2 separate regions of the Homo sapiens genome follow, and region 1 is linked to region 2. Evidence: chromatin loops called from intact Hi-C (ENCODE). Cell type or tissue: dorsolateral prefrontal cortex. All regions are shown on one strand. Links, peaks and the distances in the headings refer to the core of each region. The heading gives the core; the rest is flanking DNA. Region 1 overlaps CTNNA2 (catenin alpha 2). Region 2 overlaps CTNNA2 (catenin alpha 2).

Region 1 (15,938 bases), core at 2,545-10,544, 300 kb after region 2:
GTGGTTTAAAGACTGATATCATCCAGCACTCACTGCTAGCCCACCTATAGAAATCTAACTCAGTGGGGATTCCTGCTACTTGTGGGGCAATACCATTAGTGAGATTAATGCATCATGTTTATCATCAAGTAGCACTCTAGGTGTCCCATGACAAGGTCTCAGAATGCAATCAACGGCCCGGAACACCAGAATGGTTGCTGCTGGAGCACTCTGCATAACTGGAGCAGTACAGGAATAAGAGAGGGAGTGGCCAGAGTCCAGATTGATGCAATCTGTCCTGAAATAGTAGAGTTAAGGACAGGCCAGTCAAAATAAATGAGTATAAGACCACATTGAAAGGTTAACATTCAAATATAGGCTATAGGGAAATAAAAGCTATTGCTGAGAAACAGGCTGGCAAAGTTGAGGATGTCAATTTTTCAATAATGGTGCAAAAGAACATGGGAATAAAAGTCAAACACGAGAGCAATGCTGGGATCTGCAGAATCCACATAAGCTGGACCTGGCAGCCACAAAGCTGATTAGAAATGCAGAAGCTCAAGACTACCAGTCCCTCAGTAGGCTTCTTGTGGCTTCTGAAATTCATGCTATAAAGATCACTCTTTTGGGATAAAGCAGTATGCATGGTCCTCGACTTACAATGGTTCAACTTAGAATTTTTCAACATTTTGATGGTGAGAAAGCAATATGCATTCAGTAGAAATCGATTTTTGAGTAGCCATACAACCATTCTGTTTCTCTTTTCATGCGATATTCAATAAATTACATGAGATATTTAACATTTTGTTATAAAATAGGCTCTGTATTAGATTATTTTGCCCACCCATAGGCTACTGTAAGTGTGCCGAACACATTTAAGGTAGGCTAGGCTAAGCTATGATGGTCCACAGGTTGCATTTGCACTACAGACCCCTTGAGCACACCAACAGAAATGTGCCAGAGGAAAAAGGCACAACATCAGAAAGAGAGGTTGCTGACAGCTCCCCACACACATGGATGCCTGGGTCCTGACTGATTCACAGTTTTCATGGCAACCTTCATCTGCTGCCTGCTAGAAGGCTTGCTTTTTTCAGGTTGCTAGGCAGAGGAAGCACAGGGATAGAAGAAGTGAGGATGGGGTGAAAGATTTATAATAGCAGCAATGAGTATTCCCCAAGCAAAAAATAATGCCAAAGATCAAATCGGTATTTATCTGCAATTTCACATGTATAATAAGCATTTTGCAATTATCTTTAAAAACACAACAAAACAAAACCTTTCCATCAGAAAATTTCAGAAAATCTGTAGAAAATTTCTTTAAAAGCTTGTCTTTTCACTTTCTTCTTTATTTTCTTGGTAAATAAATTTGTTCTTGGATTTTATAAGCTCCTGCTCCTAAATACTAAAACAATACAAAGTATATTCTAACACTATCTAATTTATAAAAAGAAAAGATTCTATATTGACTTTTCTTAAAAATATTTTAGGCAAATTAGTAGGGTCCATGTGGGTTTTTGTTTGTTTTGGTTTTGGTTTGGTTTGGTTTTGTTTGAGACGGAATGGTGCAATCTCGGCTCACCACAACCTCTGCCTCCCAGGTTCAAGCAATTCTCCTGCCTCAGCCTCCCAAGTAGCTGAGACTGCAGGCATATGCCACCACGCCCAGCTAATTTTGTATTTTTAGTAGAGACGGGATTTCTCCCTGTTGGTCAGGCTGGTCTCGAACTCCCGACGTCAGGTGATCTGCCCACCTCGGCCTCCCAAAGTGCTGGGATTACAGGCATGAGTCACCATGCCCAGCCGGGTCCATGTGTTTTTAAGAAAATCATGGTTTCACAATTCTGTGAGTAGGAATTTTATTTCTTTATATTTTCTAATTGATTATTGCTAATATGTAAGATCATTCATTGATGTTTACATGTATCTAGACTTATTGCTAAACTTTTAGTTCTAAGAGTTTTCTAATTGAGTTTATTGACAAAATGGCTAATTGTAGAATAAAAAAATAGGATATTACAAACAAGGAAAACAAACAACTAAAATAAAAATAAAATTCCCAAAGGAAACAGCATTTTGGGAGAGAAAGTAACAAAAGATTTCTATAGCTTTTTTAACAAAAGATCTCTAAATATTAAGGAAAAAAAACTCATTTTAAGACTGCAGAAAACAAAATGAGTTCAGTGTATGTATTTTATAAACATTGTAAAATAACAGTCATTTGAATATATTTATTCCAATGTAAACAGGTAAATACTGCGGTAATGGACAGACGGATGGAAAATAACAGACTTACACAGAAAGTTAAGTCTAAAAAGTCACAAGTCTCAATTTGGAGTCAGATGCTACAAGCTACTTCAGCTACCCATGTCTACACAATCAGGCACTCAACACACTCAGACATAAACAACTTGGTGCTGTGCCTTGAATATTTTTTTTAAAATTGCTAACAAAACAATAATAAACTCTGTGTTTGAGAGTCCTATCAGGCTGGTAAAACTCCATTTCATTTTGTGTTCAAAATTCTATAATATAACGGAGAGTTCAAGTCAGGCCTCTGTTTTTCCATGGCTCCAGGTAACATGATTATGTTGGAACCCAGTGCACACTCCACCTGTTAATATCGATCTTTCAGGACCACTCCATGGCATTGTCTGTCAGTGATAGCTGCCTGGTCTTTAATGCAAGAGCCTTAGAGAACCAAAGGTTTTATTACATTAGTATGTTTTTGACCAATTCTACCTTATCTACCTATTCATCTTAGCTTTAAAACCCAATTAAAATCTAATTTATCTGATCTCTGAATTCTGAGTACTATTTGGCAATGAATCAAACAGCCTTGTAGTAACTACATTACTACACATTGTGCCCTAAAGTGTTCTAGATAATACTTTTAAAAAAAATTGGCAAGTGCCATTTAAAGCCATGGCTATCTCTTTGGAGCCACCTCCATCTCATTTGAAGAACAAATGCTTTGTCTTTATGCAAAAAGTGCATACTCTGATTTTATGCCTGTGATTTTAGTCATAATTTAAGTGCATAATGCGAACAGATCGCTCGCTGTTCTTACAATTCGGTTCACTCTCTAAAAATGTTGGATAATAATATTTTCTGACAGCTACAAATCCCTCCAACACACATAAGCACACACACACATACAGGAAAGTGTCTTAAAATCTTCCAAATTGTGAATCTACTCATATGTATAAATGTTACACTGAGAAATATCTTTAATTAGACTGTCAATCCAAATACATCTTCATCACTGTTTCTGATACTCCATTTTCTGAAACTGTGAAAAAATCATATAATGAGGATCCAAATTCTGTTCTACAAATCAAGCTCTACAATGTATATGTTTATTCATATTATTACATATCTATAAAAACAAAGGGCTCATTTGCTTTACACAATGAAATAGGCGACAGTGAGCTGGTTCTCCCCTCCTCCCTTACTTCTCAGCTCCTCCTTGGTTGGGAGATGGGAGCAGATTTGAGGGCACTGCCATTTTTGAGGGAAAACCACTGTTCTAGGCTTTTTTCCATGTGTTTTCTAATTTAACAGTTAAAATAGCCATGGGAAGTTGGTGTCATACCAATCAAATCTGAGTAACATAGAGTTTAAAAAACATGTCTGCCTCAACACATCATGATTAATCCCACCCTCTAAAAGGTCAATAGAATGAATCTCGAAAGGCATGTGGAATGTCTACAAGAGTAAAAACAAAAACTTTCTTCATCAGTGTTTCTCAAAGACTATTTTAAATAGAACCAGGATGGGACATTAAGCACCACAGAATTACTTAGAAAGAAATGTAGTCCTCTTTTAATTGTCTTTTCAGTCTTCTGATTAGCTTTAGAATACAGTCTTCATTTCTTTTACTTTAAGCCTCTCCAGCCTGTTCTAATCTTCCTTTTTAATAGAGGGAACAGGGCCCTTGGCCGGCTTCAGTATCTTCTTAATATTTAATTTCATTTTCATGTCATTGTATTTTTTTCTGTGGTTATCTTCTAATTATGACAAATGATACTAATGTTCCTTTGAAGGCATAGTAATATACCATTAGCCTTGTAAATACAGATGATTTGAAAAGTGAGAAAATTTAGAGAAATATGAAATAATGAGGGGTATGTGCAGATATGTCAAGAAATCATGAGTGAAGACATAGCCTGAAGATTGCAGACACTACATGCAGAATGCTAAGTGAAACGATGGATTGTCTTCCACGTCACGTAGACTGGCCCCATCTTATGAGCAGGTTGTTTTCTCAAATTTCATTTCTAAATTTGTTGTTTGTAACACTGATAGTAGTTTCCTTTATAAAAGTGCTATATGTGGCTGTTAGTTCTTCCAGCCAGGCCAGAAAACCCTAACTTAGAATGTAAGTCAACTGGCTTACATTTGAAACAAAAATTGATGTTTAAAGCAAAGCACTACCAAATACTATTATGATGTTGACAATTAAGTAGAAATGACAAGAAATTGAATAAGAAACCTCTATGTAATTTTTATGAATATTTGTTTTCCATTGGGAAGAATATTTAATAAGAAGGGAGGAAGAGGTCATAAAAAGACATCTGGAGGTCAATGGCATTATTTTCTATGTGTAATTTCATCACAAAACAATGGAAACTACCTTCACATCAATACTTAGCAAACAGGATAAGAAAAGTGGCTCTTTCGCGGCTTACTTAGGTCATGTAACATGACAGAAAACGAAAGAAAGGTGAGTGTGGGGAGGAGATAAGAGAAAAATCTAAGAGACTTCAAGCTTCAAGACTCTTCATCTGCACAGGCCTCCTCTAAATCCTGGTATCTAATGTTTATTCATGATTTTGTATTATTTTTAACTAGAGTCTCCCAAGTGTATAAATTTTAGACCTCTACCCCTGGAAAGACTGTGAAACTTCTCTAATATAATGAGGCAAGATGGATTAAGGTGAGGAACGATGGCTTAAGGTAAGGAAAATGGTTATGCCAGTATCCAAAAGAAAGAAGCTTCCTTAGACAACTTTAATTAAGCCTGTCTACAACTGAGGTGGGTTGAAAGATGCTAGGAAAAAAAAAAAAGGACGCTTGGAGTTTCCAGAAACAGCCACTAGATGGTGGCACTCGAAGGGCCAGAGGATGCCGGTTGCAGGCAAGAGCCAAGAGGAGGAAAAGGGGGTCGGGTTGTCTGTAACTCTGTTCCCACAGGGCACATTCAGGAAGTAGAGGCATAAATAAGGGATTTTCACCATTCCTCCTTTCACAGGTATGACAATTAAATAATACCGTAAACTGTAGATAAACTTTGTACCTTTATAAGGCATTCAAAAGCATTCACCACTGAAAATTCTCTGGGTGACTACAGAGAAAAAAAAAAAATCCCAGCATGAGAAAAAAAATAAAAAAAAACAAACTCAGAAATACTGAGGAAACGAGTACTGCCTCAGAAAGAAAAAAAAAATAGAATCAAACGAATATGGTTTTCTTCACATTTAGAATACACTAAATAGAGCACATTGTTCTTTTAAGCCTCTTTGACTCTGATGTCTTATTAGAAATCCTGTACCAAATAAGCATAAGCCTTTCATTTTAGTTATTATTAAATCTCTCTTCATTGCCATTCTATAACATCAGCATGCAGATTGCTCAATTACACGGGAAACGGTTGCAGCATGCAAGTCTGCCCTCTTCTGGTCATGTCCTTTGACAGTCCAAAGAACTGTGACTTGCATTTAATTTTGATTTCAACAACTGGGTAAATAAACCTAAAAAGGGAAAAAAATGCCACTCAAAAAGGAAATCTCTGCAAGGAAAAATAACACAAGGTGTATTATTTATTACTGCCAGGCCTCTGTCAACATTCTTTCGAAAATAATCAGCAAACCCCAAAACGTTTTAGAGGGACAATTTGTAAAAGGTAGTCATTTCTCCACCCCAGTTAGATTTATGCATTCATCTCATGTATAGTCTTCGTATAACTACAATGTGACACCAATTCTTCTATTTCAAAGATATTTGAAATGTAGAATTTCACTAGAGCATTGAACAAGGTGAGCCAGACTGGGCTGATCATGAGATCAACTAAATCCAGGGCACTAAAAATAAATGATAGCCTCTCTTTGTGAGGCTGCAGTGTAACAGGAGAGTGTGGGGTCAAAAATAGGGCAAAATGTTAACAGGCAAATCTGAGTAAAGCATATATCGTTCTTTGTACTTTTCTGCAACTTTTTGTAAATTTAAAATTATTTCCAAATAAAAAGTTAAAAAAAAAAAAAGAGAGAGAGAGAAAGAAGAAATACGGGCTCTGGGCAGACCAGTCTAAATTGTGGTTTTGCCTCCATGTGACTTTGGACAAGGCATTTAATTTTTTGGAGGCTCTGCCCCCTCATCTATAAAACAAAGACAATAGTGTTCTTCCCTAGTATGGCTGTCAGCAGAATCAAAAGAAGTAATAAGTGCAAAGCACCTAACACCACGGCTGGCAGAGAATAGCCTGTCAGTAATGTAGTCATTATTTTCATTGTTGTTATTATTCATTAGGGAGGAAGATGGGTGTCCGTCAAGGAGATAATGCTAACTCTGCTCCCCCTCTCTGGCAAACATCAAAAAAATATACCAACTTTAACTGTATAACTTGTTAAGGATCTATGCAACTGCAATCTCATCCAAATAACTATTGAGCCCTATTTATACATCCATTCTAAAATTCCTCTTAGCAAACTCATTCAAACTTCTACTTATCTTTGAAAGTAAAACCTTGGTGCATTTATTCTAAATCTATCTCTTTTCAGTAATGCTACCTACATTTGTAACATAAAATAGGATTTAAGCCATTGGGCTAGGTTCTTTCATTACACCAAAGGGTCCCATGTCTTTTTTGGGGGGAAATGAGGAAGAGCTCACCTTGTTCCCCTCTGTATATCACATCTGGTAGTGTCTAATCCTGAGCTGCAGAGCAAGGACACAGCTTTCATCACAGAAGAGGCAACCAGTCCCTTAAGCCACATACCCTCCCTACTTGGGATGCTCAAAGACTTCTGGGCTGGGACTTGCCTTTGGAATGATGTAAGGACAATGGGCTTAGAATACAAGGAAAGCTGAGTGTAAACTCAAGTCCCACCTGTAGTAGCTCTTCTGACCCCAATCATATTGACTTATTTGAGCCTCAATTTATTTATCTGTGAAATGGGAACAACCACTCAACAATTTTGTAGAGTTGCACAGTTAAAGATAACACATGATTTTAAAAGTAGGCAAATTATTATTGCTATTAGTGTTTGGCTGTTGCTGATATTATTAGATTGGTGCAAAAGTAATTGCTGTTTTTACAGTTACTTTTGCACCAGCCTAATATAGTTAAGTTCTGTAATCAGGCCAAATTGATTTTCATCTTCTTAATTCAAACACAAAGTCAGAGAAAATAGAATTTCTTTTTAAAATGTATTTGGATGATAGGCAAAATTAAAATAGTTCAAGAATGTTTTTCAGACCATATAGGCATATAATTTTAAAGCTCAACCTTAGAAATTATGTATCTCTGCTTTCTCATTTTATACATAAATAAAATATTCAAAGTTTATAGTTACAGCTTAGTGCCGACCTGAACCTAAAACATAGACCTCTTCTGTTTTCATTTTGGAATGGTTTCTATTACCTCATGGAACTTCCTTAAATTTTATATTTATTACTGATCTTTAAATGCTCCATATGCAATGTTATCTGGAGATGTGATCAAGCTGTCACAACTATTCAAAAAATGTTAAAAAACTAAAACCACACAAAGCATTAATGCAGGTAAATGAAGCACAGAAACATTTTAAGTGTGCTTAAAAGCATACAGGTGGTTAGACCATGTAAAGAATAGTAATTCCAGGGCTGGGTGCGATGGCTCATGCCTGTAATCCCAGCACTTTGGGAGGCCGAGGCAGGTGGATCACCTGAGGTCAGGAGTTCGAGACCAGCCTGGCCAACATGGTGAAACCCCGTCTCTACTAAAAATACAAAAATTAGTCAGGTGTGGTGGCAGGTGCCTGTAATCCTGGCTACTAGGGAGGCTGAGGCAGGAGAATGGCATGAACCCGGGACGCAGAGGTTGCAGTGAGCCGAGATCTTGCCATTGTACTCCAGCCTGGGCGACAGAGGAAGACTCCATCTCAAAAAAAAAAAAAAGAGAATACCAGAAGCCCAAAGATCTAGATTTGAATTTCAGCCTCTTTGTTTCACTAGGTCTAGTAGCTTAACTCTGTGAGATTCAATTTTCTCATTTAAAAAATGAAGATACAAATCCTAGCCGAACAGTGTTGTTAGAAAGGTTCAATATGATAGCCCGTAACATGGTGGGTACACAATAAATATCCAATAAATATAAGCTTCCTCTGCCCGCCCCTTTTTTATATTAAACCCATGAATCTATGACCTAAGAGAAAATGTCTACCCAATTTACACAGAGGTTGCTCAATAAATACCATTGTGATTATGGTGGTAGTGGTGATGTTAACACAGAAAACAAAAACCCTATAAAGCATGAAATGATAACTATAATTGTCCAAGATATCCACAAACAAAAATCTCCACTTAGAGCTAATCAAATATATATGCTAGAAATATTGACAACAGAGAGCTGACCTAAAATGACGTACGTACAGACAAAATAAATTAATGACTGGTGAAACACACACTTCAAAGATCACAGGGATCAACAGGATCAATGCACACTATTACAGTAGACACATTCAAAGTTCTTTTTCTGGGTATCAACAGGTGCCTGTCATGACCACGGCATGAAATACAAAGTGTGGTGGTAAAAATGCAAGGAAGAAGATGGGGTGGTTTGTCAAGTTTGTAACTCAATGTATGTGATGAAAAGTTTGAGGATCTAGTTTTTCAATATTCAATTAAAAATAGGCCTTGTTAAAATGTACAAAGTCTTGAGTACTCATAAACTAGCAGTTACATAAAATGTAAATCATACTTTATTTACACTTAATATTGGGAATTATTTTCATATTGTAAATTGAGTAGTTCATGGTGTACACACAGCAAGCTTACTTCAATAACTGGCTCACTTACATCATAAATTCAAGCTGAAACAGTATTTTCATTGATCTAGCATTAAGAAAACACCAAAAAAAGAAAAAAAAAAAAAGAATCTCACACACAAGTATCTCAGCATAGGTGGCTGAGAGGTGGCCGGAGTTAAAAGACAAAACCTTAAAGGTTTTAAACTATGATTTCACATACTCTCAAATCCCAAGTTCACTGGTTCCCTCTTCTCCATCACACAGTTAGCTTTCTCCCCTGCTCCTCTTTCCCTTTTATCTGTTTCTTCTCTTTCCTCTCATCATTCTTCTTTTCCATCCTGTATAACTATAATAAAGCATTGTTTTTTCAGAGAAAGGGAGGGCTCTGGAGGTAGAGTGTGGGGAGGAAGGGCAGGTCCCCATAGCCTTTAGGGCTCAGGTTCTGCAGTCTGGGTGTACAACAGTAAGAGTTGCTCCACTCAGCCCCAGGTGGGTGAGGCTCGTCCCCACAGAAATCCATTGGATCAGAATGTACCTCGGTCCTGAGCTTTGTAAGCCAACCTCATCAAAGAATCTGAAGGTGTGAGAGAGGCTCAATGGGCAGTTGCTGACCGCATGCATTTTAAACAGTACCTTCCATACGCAACTGTTTTTGTCTAAAAAGCTAGTGCTGGGGATTTGGGGCAGTAAGACTGGGTAAGGAGAGAGAGATTCTGAGAGTAGGTGACCTCTCCAGGATCCACAAATCCCTGGATTCCCATGTTTGGATTAGGAGCCTTGTATAGCATTAAGCTGAACTTGCTTGCCTGTATTGCCTTTGCAAACATCTGCTTGTATTTTTGTGGTTGTCTGCCTCTCTCCCCTTTTAGGGTACTACCAACTGAAAGGTGAAACGAGGCTTCCCAGACTATCTGGGATGAAAAGTAGTTAAAAAAACAAACTTCCAGTCCATTGAGAACTGATCAACCTTTGTAAAATTCTGTGCCATTGTTGAGGAAATGCAAAATTACTACAAAAGTTTCTAAATGCTGACAATTATTGTACATATCTTGTTGAAGACTAGTAACAAATAGCTTACAGACTAGTGCTAGTCCTCACATCACACTTTGAGGACCATGGGTACAAATCAATTAAGAAATGCATTCTCCTCCATGACCTCACTTATATGTGGAATCTAAAAAAGTCACAGAAGCATAGAATAGAATGGTGGTTAATAAGGGCTGGGATAATGGGGTAAAGGGGAGTGGGTATAGGGGAGAAAAAGAAAAACAAAAGAAACCCATTCTTCATAATTAAATTTTGCATTTTAAAACATATCCGATATTCATAGATAAATATAATTAAAAAGACAAGATGAATTTAAATGATATAAAACTACAACTTATTGGTGAGTCAATAACATACAAGGTCTTTTAACCACTAGTTAACACATACACAGTGAACAGTTGCATTGTGCAGGATATTAATGCATATTGCAGAGTTTAATGGATTGAAATTCTGCATACTGAAGAGTTTAATGGATTAAAATTATCCCATGAAATTTCATAATTTAAAAATTGTCTAATCAAAATCACCAGATATAAAAAAAATCATATATTATTTTTACAGTTAACAAGTCAAGTCAAATACAGGTTGAATAAAGAGGCAAATTCCAAGTCCAATTGCTCTGCCAGAAAGCAAGCTCTAAAATCTGCTTCATACTGTTGAGTAATACTTGCTGCAGAGAAAATTCTTAACAAGCCAGGGATATTCCAAAGACCTGCCTAACTGTACCTTCAACAGAAACATACTTTGCATTTTAAGAAGTAAAATATTAATTTGATGCTTAAAGAAATCATACTAGAGTTGACCTCCCTAGAGGAATGGACTCACATTAGGAATGACTTCATAGAATAGAATTGATTTTCTGGCAGCAACATCAGAAAATATAACTTCCAGTTTAGCCTTTGGAGAAAACTTGCCCAGAATCATTATCATTAATTGACAGTCAGAAGATCTGGGCATCCAGGAAGTCTATAGTGGGTAGCCAGATTCAAAGTACATTGCAGAAATCCAAAATGGACGTCCAGGCATCATAATGCAATCCTTATTTCGCAAAAGTTTCATTCTCCACCAGTTGCACCAAGGCCTGGTTGCCTTTACTGTCTCCAGGAACAAAGGCAAATATAAGAGAACCTAAGGTTGCTCTACAAAGGTTATGTCAAAGAGTCCTCTGAAGTGAGGGAGGAGGTGGCTAGAACCCGTGTTCATTCTTTCTTTCTTTCTTTCTTTCTTTCTTTCTTTCTTTCTTTCTTTCTTTCTTTCTTTCTTTCTCTTTCTCTCTCTCTCTCTTTCTTTCTTTCTTTCTTTCTTTCTTTCTTTCTTTGAGACAGAGTCTCGCTCTGTCACCCAGGCTACAGTGCAATGGCATGATCTTGGCTCACTGCAACCTCCACCTCTGCCTCCCAGGTTCAAGTGATTCTCATGCCTCAGCCTCCCAAGAAGCTGGGACTACAGGTGCGCACCACCACACCCGGCTAATTTTTGTATTTTTAGTAGAGATGGGGTTTTGCCACGTTGGCCAGGCTAGTCTCAAACTTCCAACCTCAGGTGATCTGTCCACCTTAGCCTCTCAAAGTGCTGGGATTACAGGCATTTGCCACCACGGCTGGCCAGGAACCCAGATTACTTTTTATGATATGGAAGAACTATCCTCATCTTTGCTAAATCATAGCCAGGTTCTTTCTGTGTAAATGACCTACTCAGCCAGACACTAGGTAAACTGCAAAATTTTTCCGTCAAGAACTGATGAATAAGCAATATGGAACTGATTATCATTTCCAGCCTGATCATCTAAAAGCCCAAACTTCCCTCTCATTTTTCAAACCAGCTTCTTGTATAAAATGGACCAAAGAAAACTAGACAAGTAGAATACAAGGAATGAAGAATTTCCTCGATGATGGGGCCATCCTACAACCAACAGATGCATGTCTAGAAAATTATGAAAGTGATAATGTCAGGGAAAGGAGAAACCTTAAAGTTCAGCCTCATGTTTTAATTTCTAGTTACAGCATTCCTGCTAAATGCTCACAACACACAATCCAGTGAGAGAGAACTCACTAGCCTTTGAGGCAGCTCAGAGTGCTTCAGATGATAGAATTTGTTGGAGAGCTCTGGCTATTCTAAAGTTTTTGCTTTCTATTGAGCCTAAATATTTCCCTGTGGTCATACATACAGTTTCGGAATACGTCCCTTTTTTTCTTTTACAAAAGAGTTCTTTAAATATTTGAAGGCAGTTATTCTCCTCTCACTATCTTTTTCTAATCAAAACATCTCTGATTCCTTGAATCTTGCAATTTTGAGTACCTACCTGTCTGGTTACTCTCTGAAAATTACTACTATAAATTTCCCCCTGGAATTAATTTACTACCTACTTTTGGATGAAATGATATATTCAGTTGCTAATCCACCAAAATGCCCCTAAAGCTACCCAGAAAGACATTAAAAACGTGGAAAGTCTTTGCTGGAGCCCCAGTCCCTGTCACATCTCCCTGTCAAAGGAAGGTTATCCTTACATGGCTTGTATTTAGTAAACACATGTAGGGCTGTGGTATTTACAGATACTTAATCTATGAACCCACAAATCATCCCTTTAATAATGTGTTTTGCAATTTTGCCTGTTGTTATTATGAAACAGACAATATATACCTCAAGGTCAGTATTAACTATTAACTATTTTTAGTTATATTTATAGTTAATAGGTAACTATTAACATTTTTTTTCATGTATTGTTTCAGGAATGGTTGGACTATATCACCTGATAAATCTATCAAAGGAAGAAGTACATTTCCCAGTGAGATTTCAAACCAAACTAAGAGGCGTTGACCCTATCTGATAAGTATGAATATACATGAAGCTGCTGGATGATCCACCTCTATCATCTGTATCACCCATGCAAAATGAAACTGGCTTCAGGCTGATTGGAAATTGGGCAGACACATTGGTTTTCCAGTGGTAGGTAATAGTTTATTTCTTGGATAATAATGTATCAAATTTCATCTGACTCAGATTCATCTTAATCAACAAAATACCCTATTCTCTATCATGTCATGAACAACCTGAACGACCACAATGTTCAAAATGTAGTTATTTCAAATCAGAAATAATGAATAGAATAGTATATTTCTGGACACTACAAGGTATAATTTCCTTGAAGGTACAGTCAGTGGCTCACTTATTCAATTTTTTCCTGTTCCAAAGTATCTACAATAGTGTTTTGTATAAAATGGATACCAAATAAATATTTGAACACAGTTGAATAATAGAAATACTACCCGATGTAAGTCAACAAAGTGCATGACAATTAAAACCACAGCTGCCATAGGACAGAGAACAACCTAAAGGAAGGCTCCAGGTAACAGATCACACTTAGACAAGATCCTTGAGCTTCTTAAGGGGTGTATCCTGAGGTATTAATGAAATTTAATGCTCACAATCCTTCTCTAACACACAATTTAAAAGGTACAATTAAAGAATACCTGTGAAAGCTAAATGACCCCTTAAGATTCAACAAACCCAACGTAAACATGAGTATCTTCTATAAGGCCAACCTTTTTCCCACAAAGAAATAATTTTTTTTTAACTTTTAAAATAACAACCTGGAAGTTATTATGCTCCATATATTGAGCCAAAAATGACCACCAAAGAGGCAGATACTGGCCTGTCCACTAGGCCATGATATCAGAGCCTTCAAAGAGACCCTGGAATGTGAGACCCAAACCCAGGCCTCAGCAGAACTGCAACATGCTTCATACTATGAGTTTTGATAGCATAATGATTAAATCAAAAGCACTAATAGTCTACTGTGTGAATACAATAAGCAACAGGTGAAGACAAATATTTACAGAGTAACATTATATGATCAAAACCTAATATATGACAGATTTTAAACACTGTTAAATGCTTTTCTTCAAAAAATATTGTCAATGAATTTGATCAGCCCTAACTTAGCTGACATGTGAGTTCAATGAATAATTGATAAATACATCTCATGAAAAGAGAAAGGCAATATTTTGGTTCCTTCTCCCATCTATCTTCTTGTTGAAAAAAAATCCATCTTCAGGTTATTTTAGTTATTCTCCTTGAATCTGTTTTTCTCCTTTTCATTCCCACTGTCTTCTCTGTAGTTCAGACTCCATTGTCTTCCATCTGTACTTTCCTAAAAGTCCACTAGTAGGTCTCTATGGCCTCTTATCTCCCATGGACACTCTCAAGAGCCACTCTCCACCTCTGCAGGCAGGATAGCTGTTCCCAAACACTGCATATATTACCTAATATGATCATGATAACACCAAGCCCAACCAAAACAAATCAAACCAAAACAAATAAAAATTTAATAACTGCCTACCATAATAAAGCATGCATTTCTTAATTTAGAATCCTATCCCTCTGCAACTTAATCTCAACTTTCCTTTGCAAACATATTTTTTCTCTATTCGATGTCCTTTAATCTAATCAAGCAGGCTTCACTGTGCTCAGAATGTACCATACACATTCCTATAACAAATTTTGCTTTATGTCATCCCTAGCCCCAAAGTATACTCTCCATCTTTGATTTCTCTTATTGCTGTACACCTTTCAAATATTTCAAGCTCTACTTCTGTCATGAATAATTCAGTATCTCAACCCAGCTCTCTCTCTGAAAACCTAACTCATATCTACCTATTTCTATCTTGATATGCATTTGTCTTTATTATTTGGAAGGGACTTAATAGGCTTACAACATTTAAGACCTGCACAATAAGTCTCTCATTCTATTGCATATTATTTAATACTGTTGTATCTAGTATAACTCCCAAAACATAACACTCAATAAACTCTTAATTTTTTTTCCTGTTTTAGATGTTCAATTCTAAATTTTATTTATAAGGAAATAAAATTGCCCTTACCCTTGTCAGCAAGTAGCCCCCGCAGCACTGTTATACTATAATAACTATACACATTTAAAACCTTATCCTCAAGTTCATTAATTATCATTTCCTTTTTGTGTTAAAGAAAATATGAACAGCCTGATTTATTCAGCCAGTGGGTAAGCATTCGTTCTGCTAAACTGTATGGGTATAATTCAATGTTTCATTACAGGATAAGAAAAGGCCTCCAGTTCATCTGTAGCTATCAGGAAAGAACATGCTTCACAATAAAGGAAATAAATAAAAGGTCTTACGGGATGTTTTGGAATATTATAACTTATGTATGCTGCAAAATATTACATCTATATTCTTCTAAAAACTAAAAATCCTGACACTTTCTAAAGAACATGGTGAAAATGATGCATGCCAAGAGTTCTAGTATCGTACTCTATAAGACAGCATGCTATTCTTCACCTGGAAGGTATGGCATAGAGTCACTGGGGAATAATGAAGGAAACCCTGTGGAGTAGAATATTTAACCAGGAACTGCTGAGAAACTTAGGTTAGGCGTGAAGAGGGGGCCAGAACCATTCTCATTAATTCGAAGAGATTTTATACAGCCAGTATAACTTGATAGCCAAACAGTGATAAGAAGCTCATAATTTGTGAATTCATTTGGATATTTCAGGATAGGTCTGCTATCTGCAAAGAGCTGGGCTTCTCTATTCTATCGTAATCTTCAGATCCATGAGTATTATCACAGATTGGCCGAAAATCTAAATAATTCATATCTCCCAATTAACTTCCCTGTCAATTATCTGGGTATTTCAGAAAAAAAAAAAGTCTTAGATGTATAAACAAAGAATGCCATTATTTTAAAAATCTGTCTTAAAAACAGGATCTGGTTTTTTTCCAAATACAATTTTACATAAAAACCAAATATTGAATTCAATTAGTGTCAGGGATTCTCAGGGAAAAACAGATCTGGGGGACAGAGGGAACTAAGAGTCACACTCATTCCTCTCTCCTGGTCACTTACTAATGGGGACCCGGAAGCACCTAAGGC
Region 2 (15,938 bases), core at 3,766-11,765:
GCTGAGGCAGGAGAATGGCGTGAATCCGGAAGGCAGAGCTTGCAGTGAGCCGAGATTGAGCCACTGCACTCCAGCCTGGGCTACAGAGTGCAAAAAAAAAAAAAAAAAAAAAAAAAAAAAGTTAAATCATAATCACAGTTTTAAATGGTTGTTCAAAATTAAAAATAAAAGAGATGTCATGAAGTACCACCTCATTAGCTGTCAGATTAATAGGACAGAAAACAGTTGTCATAGGGAGTCAGGGGAAAGAGAGGTCCCTATAGGCTTTGATGGTTTCATGAGTCTTAGAGAAGGGGCAGGAATGTACACACTGAATGACAAGCAGGAATGGGATGGGAAAAAGCAAGAAAAATATGTGAGGAAAGGCATAGAAGGCAGAAGTGAAATTGATGTATCTGTGGGACTATAAGGAAAATAACCTAATAGAAGACTGGTTATATAAAGACTCGTTGTGAATGTGATCTAAATATTCACCCCCTGGTTAAAATATTTCAAAGCAAAGAATGTGAAAATGAAAGTGATACAATTTTAGGGAAAGTACTAATAACCACTTCAGCTACAGGTAGCTTTCCAAAATACATGCTAGTAAAACAAATGATTAGGAATATGCCCTAAATCAATATTTTACATAGGCTCTCATGTTTGCCAATGACTCGAATAAGAGAGAGTTCACTGACAAAGAATTTGCAAAGAACAAAGCTGGTTCTGAACACTGCAGCCTGTGCAGGTTATTCTCAGAAACTTCAAGTAATAACAATACACATTTTCAGCTCAGCTGCCCCGGCTTTCCAAACCAAATGCTGCCTTGAGATAATGAATTCAAAAAGGGGAACTCGACTGTGAACACTTTGCAAGGTTCAGCAGCGTGGAAAATCCTTTTGTGCACTTCATAATTTTCTGTTTGTTTTAGTGTCTGAACAATAAAAACGCCCGCTTTGTCACATGCACATAAACTAGTTTTTGGGGCAGGTGAAGAGTCTCCCACCTGGCTCTCGCTTGTAGGTCTGCTAGATTTTCCATGTGGATTTTCGTATTTCTCTGTTGAGATGTGTGATATGGAAATGACTACAGAAACTCACAATATTTCTCTCTGAGCACCATGCTGAGGATGGTTAGATCTGGGATAAGTAAGCCCCAGAGCCGAGATCCCAATGACCCTAAGATACTGCCTGGTTATATGATTTTAAGATGTACGAAATGAGAGAAGTATTCGGTTGATGCAAAAATAATTGTGGTTTCTTGACGTTACTTTTAATGGCAAAACCCACAATTACTTTTGCACTAACCTAACAAAAGAGGTGCTATTGTCTGAAGCCTGACTTAGCTTCCTTATACTGTGGACTTGTTCTGTTTGAGCAGTGTTATGTGGACCATCTGAGTCTAAGTTACTTCACGTGCCCAGGCCAGTAGTTATGAATTCCTTAAATAAAAATCTGCTCCATGAACAAAACGCTTGACTAGAACCAGGCTTCCCCAGGAGGTAGTGAGCCTATGGGCACTTGTGTTCTGAGAAAAGGTAGAAGGGAATTCTGCTCTAGGCATTTGGGCTAAATGACTATGGTCAGAACCACTTTTCTCTTTGTTAAGAATCGTCTAAGGTAGATTTTTCTATCTCTGAACATCACATGTTAGTCAATCTACAAATAACATGTACTGGATTCTGTAAAAAGAAAGACAAAGCATATGTACTTTCCTTTCTTCCTTTATAATAATGGCCAGAAATTTTGATCCACATTAATTTATTACACCACGGTTCTGACAAACACTATACTGCAAAAGTTCTTCTTTAGTTATTTGTAAGCTCACAAAATAGATAGTTTCTCTTCATGTTAGGTCATTAATATCCCTTGGTCTGTGTTTTTCTTCTTCGTCCAGCCAAAACCTTGACTCTTTGATGTGTGGCCAGAGATGAGGCCACGTTTGATGCAGATGGCCCTGCAGGCTGCTGCATTGATGTCCCCTAGTAGAAACTGCAGCAAAAGCCAGCCAGGATGTGGAGGAATTGGGACTCTCAGTCAGTGGGAATATAAAATGGTACAGCCTCTTTGGAAAAGGGTTTGGTTGTTCCTTAAAAAGTCAAACATACTCTTTCATATAAACCTATTCTAGGTACCTACCCAAGAGTAGCTATTCTACTCCTACATATTTAACCAAGGGAAATGAAGGCATGCAAAAACTTGTACACAAATGCCCCTAGCAACTTTATTTGTTATAGTTCCAAGCTGGAAACAACTCAAATGTCCATTATCCAGGTGAATGGATAAACAAACTGTAGTATATCCACACAATGGAATGCTGCTCAGCATCCATCACCATCGATACACGATGCAATGTAGATAAATCCCAAAATAATCCTGTTGACAGAAAGAAGCTAAAACAAAAAGAGTGCATATTGTTTGATGCCATTTATATAAAAGTCTAGAAAATACAAACTAATATATACTAACAGAAAACAGATCAGTCGTTGCCTGGAGATGAGAGTGGGATGTGAAGGGGGTGCAAATAGCCCAAGGAAATATTAGGGCGTCATGGATCTTTTCATCATCTTGATGGAAATGATTATCTCGTGGAAACCATCAAATAAAAAGCTTATCAAATTGTTTATTTTAAATATGTGCAGTTTATTAGATAACAATTATATCCCAATAAAGCTGATTTTACAAAAGATGTGAAAAACAGCTTAGAAGAAAAAGGAAGACACAGGAATTCCCCCTTAGTGTCTGTGGGATGACCCCCATAATGTTTCTTACTACTCACTACTGAAATAAAAATTTAAACCAAATAACATGCTCATGTCTGAAGAAGGAAATTCATAAAATAGCATTCTATCTGAACATGTTGGTCTCTTCTCTAAACAACCTGACCGATACTTGTGGAGTCACCCTCTAGCTCTTGACCTAGTTCTGATCTGCATTTGGGCCTGTGTTCAAATGACTTCTGTTTTGCACCTCCAGAAACTGTTTCTGGCCCTTTGCTGCTCCCTCCGCCTCTCTCCTCCAGTGGTCCTAGTGAAAACCCATAGCCTGGACCCTGGTGGCAGCATAGCTATTCTGCTCCATCTAGCAGGATCCCTGCAGAATGAAGAAAACACACCACCCAGAGTTACCATCAAGAAGAGAGAACAGACCCAGGCTGGCAGAGGAACAGCTCGGGCCAGACTGCTGTTCAGCTGCCCTATCTGGATAAGGGAGGCATCTGGGGAGATGGAGCCAAACTCTGAGTGGGAAATGCCATTGTTTGAGTTGACACTTAGACAGTGAGGGCTGGGACAGATGTAAACGTTTCCTGCTGCAGCGCAAAATGGAAAGATCACAGGAGGCTGGCACCTTTGATTTGGCTCTTACAGTACCACAAGGAAAGCCAGCAATGCCAGGCTATTTTTAATGCTCAAAGAGCCTAGCAAAAGATTTATGACTACAAATATGTAGTGTGGGAGAGATAAATTGAAGCAGGACTCTCCCAGCTCCAACAGAGGAGTCAGCCTGCCAGCCTGGTCAATAAAGTATTTAAGCCCTGAGTGCTGTGTGGGTTGTCATAGATTAAAATTTGAAAATCTTTTATGGTGTAACAAGGTCCTTAATTATAACTCTGAGCTTTGGATCATTTTCAGGTTGTGCAAACAGCAAGAGTTATGCCACAGTGAACATCCTTGGATACAATAGCCTTTCAATCCAATGTCCATGAGAGAAAACACTCAATTCTCAAGTTCAGAATTATTTTCCTGGAATAAAGGAATCTGAGAGATTTCCACCATAAAATCTTCTCCAGTCTCAGTTGTACTTGGTATTATTTCTCTCTTTTATGGAATTCAGAGAATCTAATGAGCTGACGGAAGTTTCACGGTGATTTTGTTTTCAACTGTTTTTCTTTTGTCACTCAATATTGCTAAAACATTCTTTCTAAAATTTAAGATTCATTATGAGTTAACTTGCTGTGGATTTCAGCTGCTGATGAACTTCTTTGGCTGACAGTTATTAAATCAACAACCTCTCTTGGAAAAAAAGGAGTCTTGAGTCGGTAACTAATAGGACTTGAATAGCAAAATATTTAACTATCATCAATAGATTATACTAAAGTAGTTTTGATTCTTGAAGAATATCTGGCATTAATCTACAGCAAAGTTAACCTTATCCTTAGGCTCAGTGCTTGGGACTGACTTCTAGATCCAACTGCCATATAATCAGATAATCTCAGAATATCATTAACCTAGAGTTAGTTAAATGCCCTATACAGATGAATTTATCTTATAAAATAGAAATTATGTATAGGCCTAAATATAACAAAGATGATAGATAGATAGATAGATAGATAGATAGATAGATAGATATAATAGATGCATTGATAGATAGATGGAGATACAGATGTATAGATATATATGGCATTTTATATACAGGAATGTAAGAAGGGTGTTCATGGACCTGTATAGCTCATAATGAATATATATATCTAGGCCCCAGATGAATCTTAATTTATAAAACAGAAATGTTCCTAAAATGCTTTAAAGTAATAGAATCACTGTGCCATCTAGTAGCTCCTCCTCCTTCCTCCCTCAACTGACTCTACTTACCATTTACAAAGAAACTTCCAAAATTGTTTGATGAAGTTTTTGTTTAACCTATATGTCTCAATTTTCCTGGTCACTGAGTAAACAAATACTGCAGTGCATTAGAAGTACTCCTGATTAAAAAAAAAAGGACTCCATAAAATCAATCACATTTGCAGTGAAAATAATTTCCAGTTGGTTAGATATGAATTTGTGAAGATGGGATACTTTTACAACTGGCCCTTTAAATGTGAAGGCAGATTGAATAGGACAAAGTGGGTGTCCTGACCGAATTAGAACTCCTTCACCTGCCTGAATTGGCAGCCGACTTCCATGCTAACTTCCCCATTTTTCCAACCTTGTCAATTGAACTCAGGGAATTTAGGGCAGTGGGAAGGGCATTCATGGACCTGTCTGGCTCCTAAAATGCCACCCAGCCTCAGAGTTCTAACTATATTCACATGTAAAGTAAAGGGCAAATTCCTGAATATACATACCCTGATGCTACTTCAGAAAATGTACCCAACACATCCATGTTTTACATTATATGTTAACTCCCTCAAACAGTTAAATCCTGTCTCTTCCTAAAAACCCAGGTTGAACCTTGGCTCCACAGTGAAGATTTTAATGATCTTACATTCCCATATGAGATCTTCTTGCCTCTATACCTATAAATTACACTATGGTATTAATGATGAAGGAGCAAAAAAAACAGAATCATGTAACAGAGAGAATTTTTTTCCCGGGGTTATTAATGCTGTGTGGGAAGGAAAGAGAAACAAAGATTTGGACACAAAATGAGTACGAATATATGTTAATGTACCATGGGAGCCAAAGAGATTGGGTGGGTTTCACAGGGCTATACTCGAGAGATAATTTGAGCAAGTAATCTGGTGAGAAGGAGTGGGACTACGGTGCACATATCTGTGGAGATGGCTGGAGGCAGGAATAGCAAGCAATTTCCGTGGAAACATTAAAGATTGAGTGTTGCAGGGGAAACACAGGGTACTAGCATTAACACCATAGAAGTTCTCAAATCTGGGTTGAGTTCAAGTTATTTTGTGTATTCTCTAAGATATCCTAAAGCCAAGGCCAAGTGATGACTTATGTTGTTGATCATTATTTCATGTGTGTCTTAGAGTCACCACTTAGATTGGACAGGGACTTTGTTCATCCTTCTCTAATACCTTCCATTGGGATGAACCAGAACTCAGCTCACTGAGGGTGTTCAATACTCATTGCTGGGTTCTCTGAGTACCACCTAAGAGGTATGTAGGATGCCCATATGGTAGTCCCCACTTATGCACGCTTTCACTTTCCAGAGTTTCAGCTAACTGTGGGCAACCATGGTTCAATGACATGAAATGGAAAATTTCAGAAATAAACATTCACACAGCTTTTATTACAGTATATTGTTATGACTTTGTTTTGTTTTGTTTTGTTTTTTGTTTTTTTTTTTGAGATGGAGTCTTGCTCTTGTTGCCCAGGCTGGAGTGCAATGGAGCGATCTCGGCTCACTGCAACTTCTGCCTCCCAGGTTCAAACGATTCTCCTGCCTCAGCCTCCCGAGTAGCTGGAATTACAGGCACATGCCATCACGCCTGGCTAATTTTTGTATTTTTAGTAAAGACGGGGTTTCACCATGTTGGCCAGGCTGGTCTCGAACTCCTGACCTCAGGTGATCCACCCACCTCAGCCTCCCAAAGTGCTGGGATTACAGATGTGAGCCACCACGCCAGGCCATAACTATTCTATTTTATTATTAGTTATTGTTGTTCATCTTTTACTGTACCCGATTTATAAATTAAACTTTGTCATAGGTATGTATAGAAAAAAATAGTGTATAGAAAAAAAACAGTGTACTATTAGACCTCCACTGCGGGGCTTGGAACGTATTCCCCGTGGATAAGAGGGGGGCTATTGTATTTGCTTCAACTTAACAAATATATTTATACATATGCCCACACACTACATACAATCACAAACACACTCCCCACACACATACACAAACATCCCCACATGATACGTAAATGACTTTCTGACAATCACCCAAGTTTCGCATAGCTAAGCTGGGGGTGGTTACCCAGGTCTCAACTCTAGGCCAAAAGCTATTTTCAGCACTGAAATTCTCCCAGCATGAGAGCACTCTTCAGAGTACATCAAAAGTAGTATCTCATGGAAGAACTTTATCTAGAACAGACGTCTTAAAAATAGCATAATAATTGTAATCTTTAAATACACACATGGATGGAAGACGTAGAATTGGTTACTATATTCAATTATCCTCATACTCAACTTCATCTAATCCTGAGCTGGATGAATTGTTTAAGTGAAAAATTATGTTGTCTTCAGGCTAAAAATCTTCCCCTGCTCTGAAATATTTTACGCCCCCTCTTAACATTTTTATAACAATTAGCTTCTATTGTGAATACGGACTATATTAAGCCTCCCAGCCGACAGATCAGCATGTTGTTCCCCATTCTGCCACTAGGTGGCCGGTAGTAATTGATCTGATTTATCCCTGTGGCGTGAATTCCCAGGAGTGAGACTTAGAGACAATTCCGGATGTTTCTACCGTGTTGATGTCCTGTGGGGAAGCCAGTTTTACTTTACTTACCCTAATGACTATGTCCCTTCCCCCATTCCATCCCTCTATTTCTCTTTCAGAGCAAAGTGCTCTTTAACTTTTACGCTAGCTTCAGGATGTTTCATAAGCAAAGAGGTTCACTTTCTTCCAGTTAAGCTATGGGACTTGTCAGGAACTGTTTCATGTTCTTATTTTCTCTGAGTGAGCTATCATTATGCAGGGGCCTCTCTGCAGGCTGTCTACAAAATCTCTTTCACATCTGCATGGTTAACATCCTCCGTACTTCTCCTCCTCATTCCCTTTCCCAGCTTCATAATAAAAAGGCACATCAGCCTGTAACAAACTCTTGTCAAGACTCAAGGGCTTCTAATTAATTCCTTGTAATGTTATTTCTTATATCAATTAACTCCTGGGGAACCAGCAACTCCCTGTCAAGGCCAGCTCTTTACAACTGCAGAGTGGAAGTCTTTCTGTGCAGGAAGTGGCTACATGAACTCGACTGCACAACGTGCTGTCAGCCCCTCCTTGCCTGCCATGCCGCCATTCCCCTTGCCCTGGAGCCTCAAATGATCTTGAGTAAAGTCATTCCTTGAGGTCACAGAGTCATAAATGGACTTTTATTTCTGGATTCTCCTTGTGAGAATGCACTATTACAGTCCAGAACAGTGCTGGAGCCAGGGGAGGGAGTCTTACCAGTTCCTTCCTCTAGATGAGGTATGCTCATTCCTTAAAGCTTGTCCTTGGACGGCACAGATACCTAAATGTAGCTTTAAGAGACACGTCAGGGGAGTGGCTAGGGGGAGCAAGAAAAAGAAGTGTCAACTTAGAGAAGGTGCTGGACCAAGAAGAGTTGTCACCAACTGGGTATCCAGAATGAGCACCTTAGGAGAGGGTCCAGGCAGCCCTTCAATGAAGGGCAGGTTGAAGACCAACTCAACCCACCACCACTTTGCCCAGGATATAGAGTCTTCATAAAGCAAATCCTTTCATTTTCTTGCTTCATTTCCCAATCCTGAGTTTCATATTCAGGACAGAATTTTAAGAACTCATGCCTATGAAACATCAATGCAGATCCTTAGAACCTTGTAGTTGGAGGAGGTATTTAAAGTCTTGTTGCCCAGGGTAGGGCTATGCAGGTGTCTGTTCCACAGGTGCTTCCTCTGGCATCCAGTCTCACTAGCCCCTTCCACTGTGAAGGCCTGGCACATTTTGGAGTTAACAATGGTAACAAAAAAGGAACAAGAGTACCTCTCCTACTACTATTGCCAAGAACCACCACTGAGAAAACACAACAGTCAGTCTTTAGGTTTCCTTACACCTATGTATAGATGCTCCTCAACTTACAATGAGACACATCCTAATACACCCATCGTAAGTTGAAAATATTCTACATTGAAAATACATTTAATACCCTGATAAACCCATCCTAAAGTCAAAATATCATGCATTGAACCATTGTAATTTGGGTACTGTATGTATTTTGAACAAACACATTATTCAATTTTTTAGCAAAAATGCAGACATTTAGTAACATATCCAAGGTAACCACATTGGATATTAGCAGGGCTGGGACCAGTGTCTCCATATGCTTGACTCAATCATATAGAATATTCCTTCTCTTGTATGACTTGTAAGACACTTATTCTGAACTCATGTCTTTGTGGCTGTGTTTTCTGATCTAAGGATGAGGTTACATGGACTGACAATGGGAAGGGATCCTTGAAATTTCAGGGTAGTACCAGCTGTTGAGATGACACAAATGAAAACTGTGCATTTCTTTCAATATGTTACTGCTTTCTCTCTTAAAACAGAGGTTTGAAAAAGCTTCCTTCTCTTTGCTTTCCCTCTTAAAACAGAGGTTTGAAAAAGCTTCCTTCTCTTTTGTAGTGAAAAAGTCCATGGAGCCTATAAATTGGTGCCATCTCACATTTAATAGTGAGGAGAAGCCTACCACCATTGTGGATTCTCTGTGTCTGATTAGCCACAATGTTTTCCTTTTTGGGAATGAGCCCAGGAAAACTATTTCACTTATCCTAGTGATTTCACAGACATAAGGCTCCTTGACAGATAAATAAAAGCAAGTTCAAGTTCACTTGTGCAAACAGACAATAATCTATAGGCCTACTTTACTGTATTTTTAGACTGACTAGTTGTTCACTGAATCCATTTTCCTTTCCTCCTGCACACACTAGTAGATTACATTTCCCAGTATCCCTTGTGACAGACTGCTGCCTGAGTCTTCATTTGCAAGCAGGATAGGGAGGACTACAAGGCACTAAGTAATGAGAAGGCACAAGATGGAAAAAAGGCTAAGTAACAGTATGACTCTTTGGAAGAGACCACCCATCTCCCTCACTGCACTGCACTGATTTGACCAATAACGTCAACTCTCTTGAGAACTTCAGTGCAAGATACAGAAAGTGGGATTGCCATCATCCGAACGAGCAATCCCATTAATGGGTATATACTCAGAGGAATACAAATCACTCTACCATAAAGACACTTGCACACAAATGTTCAGTGAAGTACTATTCACAATAGCACAGACATGGAATCAACCTATATGCCCATCAGTGACAGACCAGATAAAGAAAATGTGGTACATATAAACCATGGAATACTACACAGCCATAAAAAAGAACAAGATCATGTCTTTTGAGAGAACATGGATAGAGCTGGAGGCCATTATCCCTAGCAAACTAATGCAGGAACAGAAAACCAAATACTGCATGTTCTCACTTATAAGTGGGAGCTAAATGATAAGAACTCATGAACACAAAGAAGGAAACAACAGACATTGGGGTCTACTGGAGGGTGGAGGGTGGGAAAAGGGAGAGCAGCAGACAAAATAACTATTGAGTACTGGGCTTCATACCTGGGTGATGAAATAATCTGTATAACAAACCCCCATGACACAAGTTTACTTATGTAACAAACCTCACGTACCCCTGAACTTAAAATAAAAATTTTGAAAAAATCAGAGAAGCAGTAGAAACACAGGAAGCCACTGATGTGCATTTATGGTGCGACCCTAAGGTAAGTGGGGTGATCAAGAGACTAACACCAGGTACTTGATTCTTCACTGGACTGTGTCTGTAATTCTCCCCTAAGGTGGGGGCAGGGCTCCTCTGGGTTTTCATGAGGCTCAGGCAAATGGGAGTGATCCCAATCTTCTTCTAATAAACTTTCACTCCCTGAATTAACCTGTGTGAGTCTCTGTTTCCTGCAACCAAAGGACTCTCCCAACTGACACAAAGGAGCCAGCAGCCACTTGTTCTCTCCTGCTTCCCACAACTTCCTCAGTCAGTATCTGTGCCACTCACCAGCCAGGCAGCCCCACACTTGGCCTTGACTGGCATCTACTGTTATTAGTGTTTGCAGTGATTGATAGTTCCTTCAAGAGCAGAAACAGCCCGAATACTTGGAAAAATCTCCTAGAGTGTTTAGTACAGTGTCAGGCTCTCCATTCACACAGAATTGCAGTGTTGTTTTCAGGGTTTATGGTTCCTAGAGTTAATTATGGAAATCCCTCTTTTATGGGGAAGAAGTGTGTTAAGCTTAACTCTATGTACTAAACAAACTTACTTTCATATATGCATATTTGAACATTTAAAATATTATTAAAGTAACAATGGACAAATATGAAAAAAATCACAAAGCTTAAAAAGGGAGTTACTAATCTTCAGAATACTAGTTCATTCTAAATTTTAATAAACATAAGAATTGGGTTTGGCATCAGGCATACCATATATCAACGAATGTAGTGCAAATTTTATAAACAAGTGATTAGATAGCCTGCAGGCCAAATCAGCAATCACCTTTCTTTGGTAAGTAAATATTTATCAGACACAGCCACACCCATTTATTTGTTATTGTTTATGGATCTTTATGGCTGAGTTAAATAGTTGTGACTGAAACTGGCCTACAAAACTAAAAATATTTACAAGCTAGCACATACCAAAAAAAAAAAAATCTGCCAACTTTTGGAATAGAAGAAATATTATATTAACCATTCCCCTGTCTTCATAATATTTCTCAGTACTGTGTCGTCTTTCTTCATTCCTTTTATTTCCCCTCTGATCTACATACTCAATCCTGCTCCTCTCAACTGCAGCAGTATCCTCCAATTCAACTCCTATCATCCATTCCTCACCCTCTTGCCTGAGACTTTGCCTGTGGTAATCTCTTCTGTAAGACTTTATCAGCCGAAAAACTCTTGATAGCATCAATCCAGCATTCAAAATGACAAGATCCCTGCTTTACCTTTGAGAGGTCATGAGTAAAAGAACCCTTCCCAAAGGAAGATTATAAGAGTATAATGAAAGATTAGTGAAATATTAACTAAAGCACTTTTCCTAGAAGCCACCAAAAAGAATTAGAGGTGTTAGGGTGGGGGAAAGGTTCTACGAAGATTAATACCTTCTAACATTTGTGCTTCCTCTATATGCAATATTTCCCTTAAAGTATAGTGAGACCTGTAATCCCTGTAGTTTGGGAGGCCAAGGCAGGTGGATCACTTGAGGTCAGGAGTTTGAGACCAGCCTGGCCAACATGGCAAAACCCTGTGTCTACTAAAAATACAAAAATTAGCTGGGCATGCTGGTGCGTACCTTGGGAGGCTGAGGCAGGAGAATTGCTTGAACCAGGGAGGTGGAGGTTGCAGTGAGCCAAGATGGTGCCACTGCATTCCAGCCTGGGCGACAGAGTGAGATGCCATCTCAAAAAAAAAAACAAATAGTGAGTCTATTAGTATCCTTTATTTGGGCATGAGGGTGCAGGAAGATTGTAAAAATCTACTTAGTCAAAGTAGTGATACTAGCTAACACATATTTTATTTACCACTTCTATAGTACTTTGAAGATCAAAAGAACTAGATATAGCCTCCTACAAGGACAACACTTAATATTATGAGAAATCTTTCCTTGTTCTGACATGTAATGAAATACTTCTTCAAAGCTATTAACCCAAAGTCTAGGTGGGATTGCCTGAGTGAATGAATATGGCATTCAATCCCTAACTTAGTGGGTGTCCTAAAGGTATGGATGATATTTTGCTGTGCAGATATTTCTCCATGGCTGTGTTTCCAAAATCTGACTGCTAATTGTCATCACTCATAAAGAGATGCCTTTTCTAGCAAAATATGATAGCATTACCTCAAATCCATGTCAATATAATTAAGTTTTAGTCTGTCTGTCACATCACAGATAATGGCTGAGTGGATTTTCATTAAATTTGGAGGCTATGTGTCATATGCTAAAATTAATTTGGGGGACTGATAGAAGGGGGAATGCCACAAAAGAGGGCAGTTATTCTCCAGAGCAGCTGCAATTGAGATAAGATGGAAGGTTTAGAAGCTTTGCATGTAGAAGAGACAGGCCATAAGTATTAAAATGCCATGACAGAGAAAACAAGTAGTGTCTTCAAATGAGTCTCAAATCGACACTTCCAGGGGGCATCTGCTCTTTTTCGGTGGGATTGCTTCTCACATGGGCAACTTTGTGGAAGAGCACTCTGCTGTGCACCTCAGCAGACATTTATTTCACAATAATTCACAATTTTTGCAACACTACCAAGGCCAGAGTCCTCAATAATTTAAAGAAGATACTCTGTATTTTATTACTTAGGTATGCAGACCTACAGTTACCATTACCCAGGTTCCTACTGAATTTTCAGGGTGGCAGTTCATAATCCATCAAGGATGTCACGAAGCAACTAAAGAGTAATTCTCTTTTCTCTGATATCTGACAGGCAACAGTCACAGAATATTTTAGGAATAAAGTAGATGAATTGATCTTTCTTGGTCACTTAACCAGCAAGTGAAATGGAAAAAATAAACATGATAAAGTTAGAAAAACTAGGCTGAATCCCAGCTGGCTACAAATCAGCTTTGGTGAACCTTTCTCATCTTTGATTGCATCATGTGTAAGTTGAGATGAACACGACCCCTTTTTGGGTCAGTCAAGGTTGTTTGGTTATAGGAAGTAGAAGCCATCCCAAGCTATCTAACGAAGTGACATTGGAACTCAAGGGCAGGAAGGTAGGGGCCATTCCTCATGTGAGACCTGAACCAAGGGCAGAAGGTCTGGCTTTCCGGGATGCTTTGGACTCCAAGACTGTGTCCCACTTTGTTTCTGCCCAGAAGTTTTCTTTACTCTGCACATGGCACAAAAATGGCCACTCCAAGCTTGCAATCCATCCAACATTCCAGTTAACATGCTCACTGATAATTTCTGTATCAGATTCACAATCAGATAATCTGATTGCTCAGCCCAGATTACCTCTAAGTCAGCCACTCACTCCTGGCCCAAGTCAGGACTGGGTATGGGAGATGAAGAAGGAGAAGGGTGGGGAAAGAGGTTACAATTTCTAAGTAGAGCTGCCAAAACTAGTGTTAACAAAAAAAAAAAAAAAAAAAAAAAAAAAAAAAAAAAAAAAAAAACAAACAAACAAACAAACAAACAAAACCCAAATTCTGTAAAATATTTGAAGAGATTTATTCCAAGTCAAATATGAGGACGATGACCTGTAACATAGCCTCAGGAGGTCCTGGGAACATGTGGCAAAGTGGTTGGGTTACAGCTTGGTTTTACATGTTTTAGAGAGACTTACGATGTTAATCAATACATGTGACGTATACATTGGTTTGGTCCAGAAAGGTAGGACAACTTGAAGTGAGGGCTTACAGTTCACAGGTAGAGTCAAAGATTTTCTTGCCAAGATTTGCAATTGGTTGAAAGAGTTAAGTTATTATCTAAAGACCTGGAATTGATAGAAATGACTGTCTGGCTTAAGATAAGGGGTTGTGGAGACCAAGGGTCTTATTATGTAGATAAAATCTCATAGGTGGCCACCCTTAGAGGCAATAGATGGCAGATGATTTCTATTTAGACCTTTAAAAGGTGCCAGACTCTCTGGAAAAAAAACTAGTAAGGGAAGGAGATTCTCTACAGAATGCAAATTTCTTCCATAAGAGACAGCTGTGCAGGGCCTTTCTAAAATATGTCAAAGAAATATATTTTGGGGTAAAATACTTTGATTTCCTGCGGGGCCTGCTGTCTGTCATGTGATGCTATACCAGTGTCAGGTTGGAATTTGGGATCTTATTGCCACAAAGAGCCTCTTTTGTCATTCTTAAGGTCTCTCTTTTAATGTTAATGTTGGTCAATTGTGTCTAACCTCCAAGAGGAGGAAAGTATAATGAAACATGTCTGACCCCTCCTTCCCATCATTGCCTAAAATAGTTTCTCAAGTTTTCTTTGGGTTCTCTGGGACCTGAAGAGGGGTCCACCCAGCTGATTGAGAAACTTATAATTTTATATTTGGTTTACACTGGACAGTAGAAATTGCCTAAGAAGGACAGTGCCTTGCCTGATCAGTGGGAAGATGACCTGAGGCATGTATGTATGAATGCCGTACCATCACAGGCAGTCTCAGAGGTGACGCTCTGAACCACTGTGACTGAGCTGGATGATCAGAATGGATTCAAACACCAGGAACAGGCCGGGTGTGGTGGCTCACACCTGTAATCATAATACTCTGGGAGACTGAGGAGGGTGGATCACCTGAGGTCAGGACTTCAGACTGAGATCAAGAGACCAGCCTGGCCAACATGGTGAAACCCTGTCTCTACTAAAAATACAAAAAAATTAGCGGGGGATGGTAGTGCATGCCTGTCATCCCAGCTACTTGGGAGGCCGAGGCAGGAGAATCACTTGAACCTGGGAGATGGAGGTTTCAGTGAGCCGAGATCATACCACTGCACTCCAGCCTGGACGACAGAGCGAGATTCTGGCCCATAAAAACAAAACAAAACAAAACAAAACAAACACCAGGAACACAATCATTCTACGTCTGCTTCTGCACTGTGTTAACTGAGAGGAATTTGGCTAAAAGTAAGATAATGTCCAATTCAACCTAGCATAAAGAATGAGAATCTTTATTGGCTGACAGAATAAAAAGTACAAAGGTAGAGCAAGCTTTGGGAATGAACTCTACCTAGTAGCTCCAGTTTTGGATCCCTGGAATTCTCTGTGATTTCCTTATGTGAGCTTCATCTTCCTCTGGATAACAACAAAATAGCTGCAGTGGTTCCAAGCCTTGTGGCCACATGACAATGCCCAGGAGAAGAGTGAAAACATCTCTTCTTGTGGCTTTCTCTGAAGAAAGAGAACACTTTTCATCATGGCCCAGAAAACTTTCCCTTTTCCGTCTGCTTTTTCAAATGGGAACAGGTTCTCATTTGTTTGATGAGAAACTGATAAATGCCACAAACTGTTTGGCTTACACCTGGATTCCTAGATGAATCCAGAGACATGAGGGCATAGAAAGTGATGATGAAAAAACACCCACAATGTTGATTATTGTAATACTGATTTATAATAATGAATATAGACCAGTGCAGTGGCTTACACCTACAATCCTACCACTTTGGGAGACCAAGGCAGGAAGATTGCTTGAGGCCAGGAGTTCAAGACCAGCCTGAACAACAAAGCAAGACTCTATCTCTTAAAAAAAAAAAAAAAAACAAAGAAAAAAAAAGAGAGAGAGAGACAAAGAAATATATACAGGCATGCATTGCTTAACAATGGGGAATAAGTTCTAAGAAATCTGTTGTTAGGTTATTTTGTTTTTGTGTGAACATCATAGAGTGTACTTACACAAACCTAGATGGTACAGCCTACTACTTGCCTAGGCTCTATGGTGTAGCCTACTGCTTGTAGGCTACAAACATGTCTAGCATGTTATTCAACTGAAAATTGTAGGCAGTTGTAAAACAGTAGTACTTTTATATCTAAAAATAAAAAGATA

The links. Peaks named below come from ENCODE experiments on the same cell type or tissue, not always from the same donor. Only the 100,000 strongest peaks of a DNase experiment are listed, where the experiment ranks them.
Region 1: a loop joins it to region 2, with 7 times the contacts of the local background. A loop is called at or near these places in 6 of 110 quality-filtered maps.

What each region holds. Positions count from the first base shown.
Region 1 is chr2:79,925,654-79,941,591 of GRCh38, reverse strand. The region is part of intron 7 of CTNNA2 (catenin alpha 2); the gene reads right to left. Among named protein-coding and RNA genes, the nearest start is that of MIR8080, 67 kb to the right of the region's middle. In dorsolateral prefrontal cortex, for the core only: CTCF peaks have their summits at 5,069 (motif pointing right), 5,452 and 5,651 (motif pointing left); DNase peaks (open chromatin) are centred at 5,111 and 5,641; H3K4me3 peaks cover 1,208 bases; H3K27ac peaks cover 1,318 bases.
Region 2 is chr2:80,229,977-80,245,914 of GRCh38, reverse strand. All of the region lies in intron 7 of CTNNA2 (catenin alpha 2), which reads right to left. It overlaps LOC107985903 (a long non-coding RNA gene), which reads right to left. Exons shown (of 2, transcript XR_001739569.2): 2 at 15,051-15,286. Among named protein-coding and RNA genes, the nearest start is that of LRRTM1, 67 kb to the left of the region's middle. RefSeq lists an enhancer at 14,024-14,677. In dorsolateral prefrontal cortex, for the core only: a CTCF peak has its summit at 7,019 (motif pointing right); a DNase peak (open chromatin) is centred at 7,044.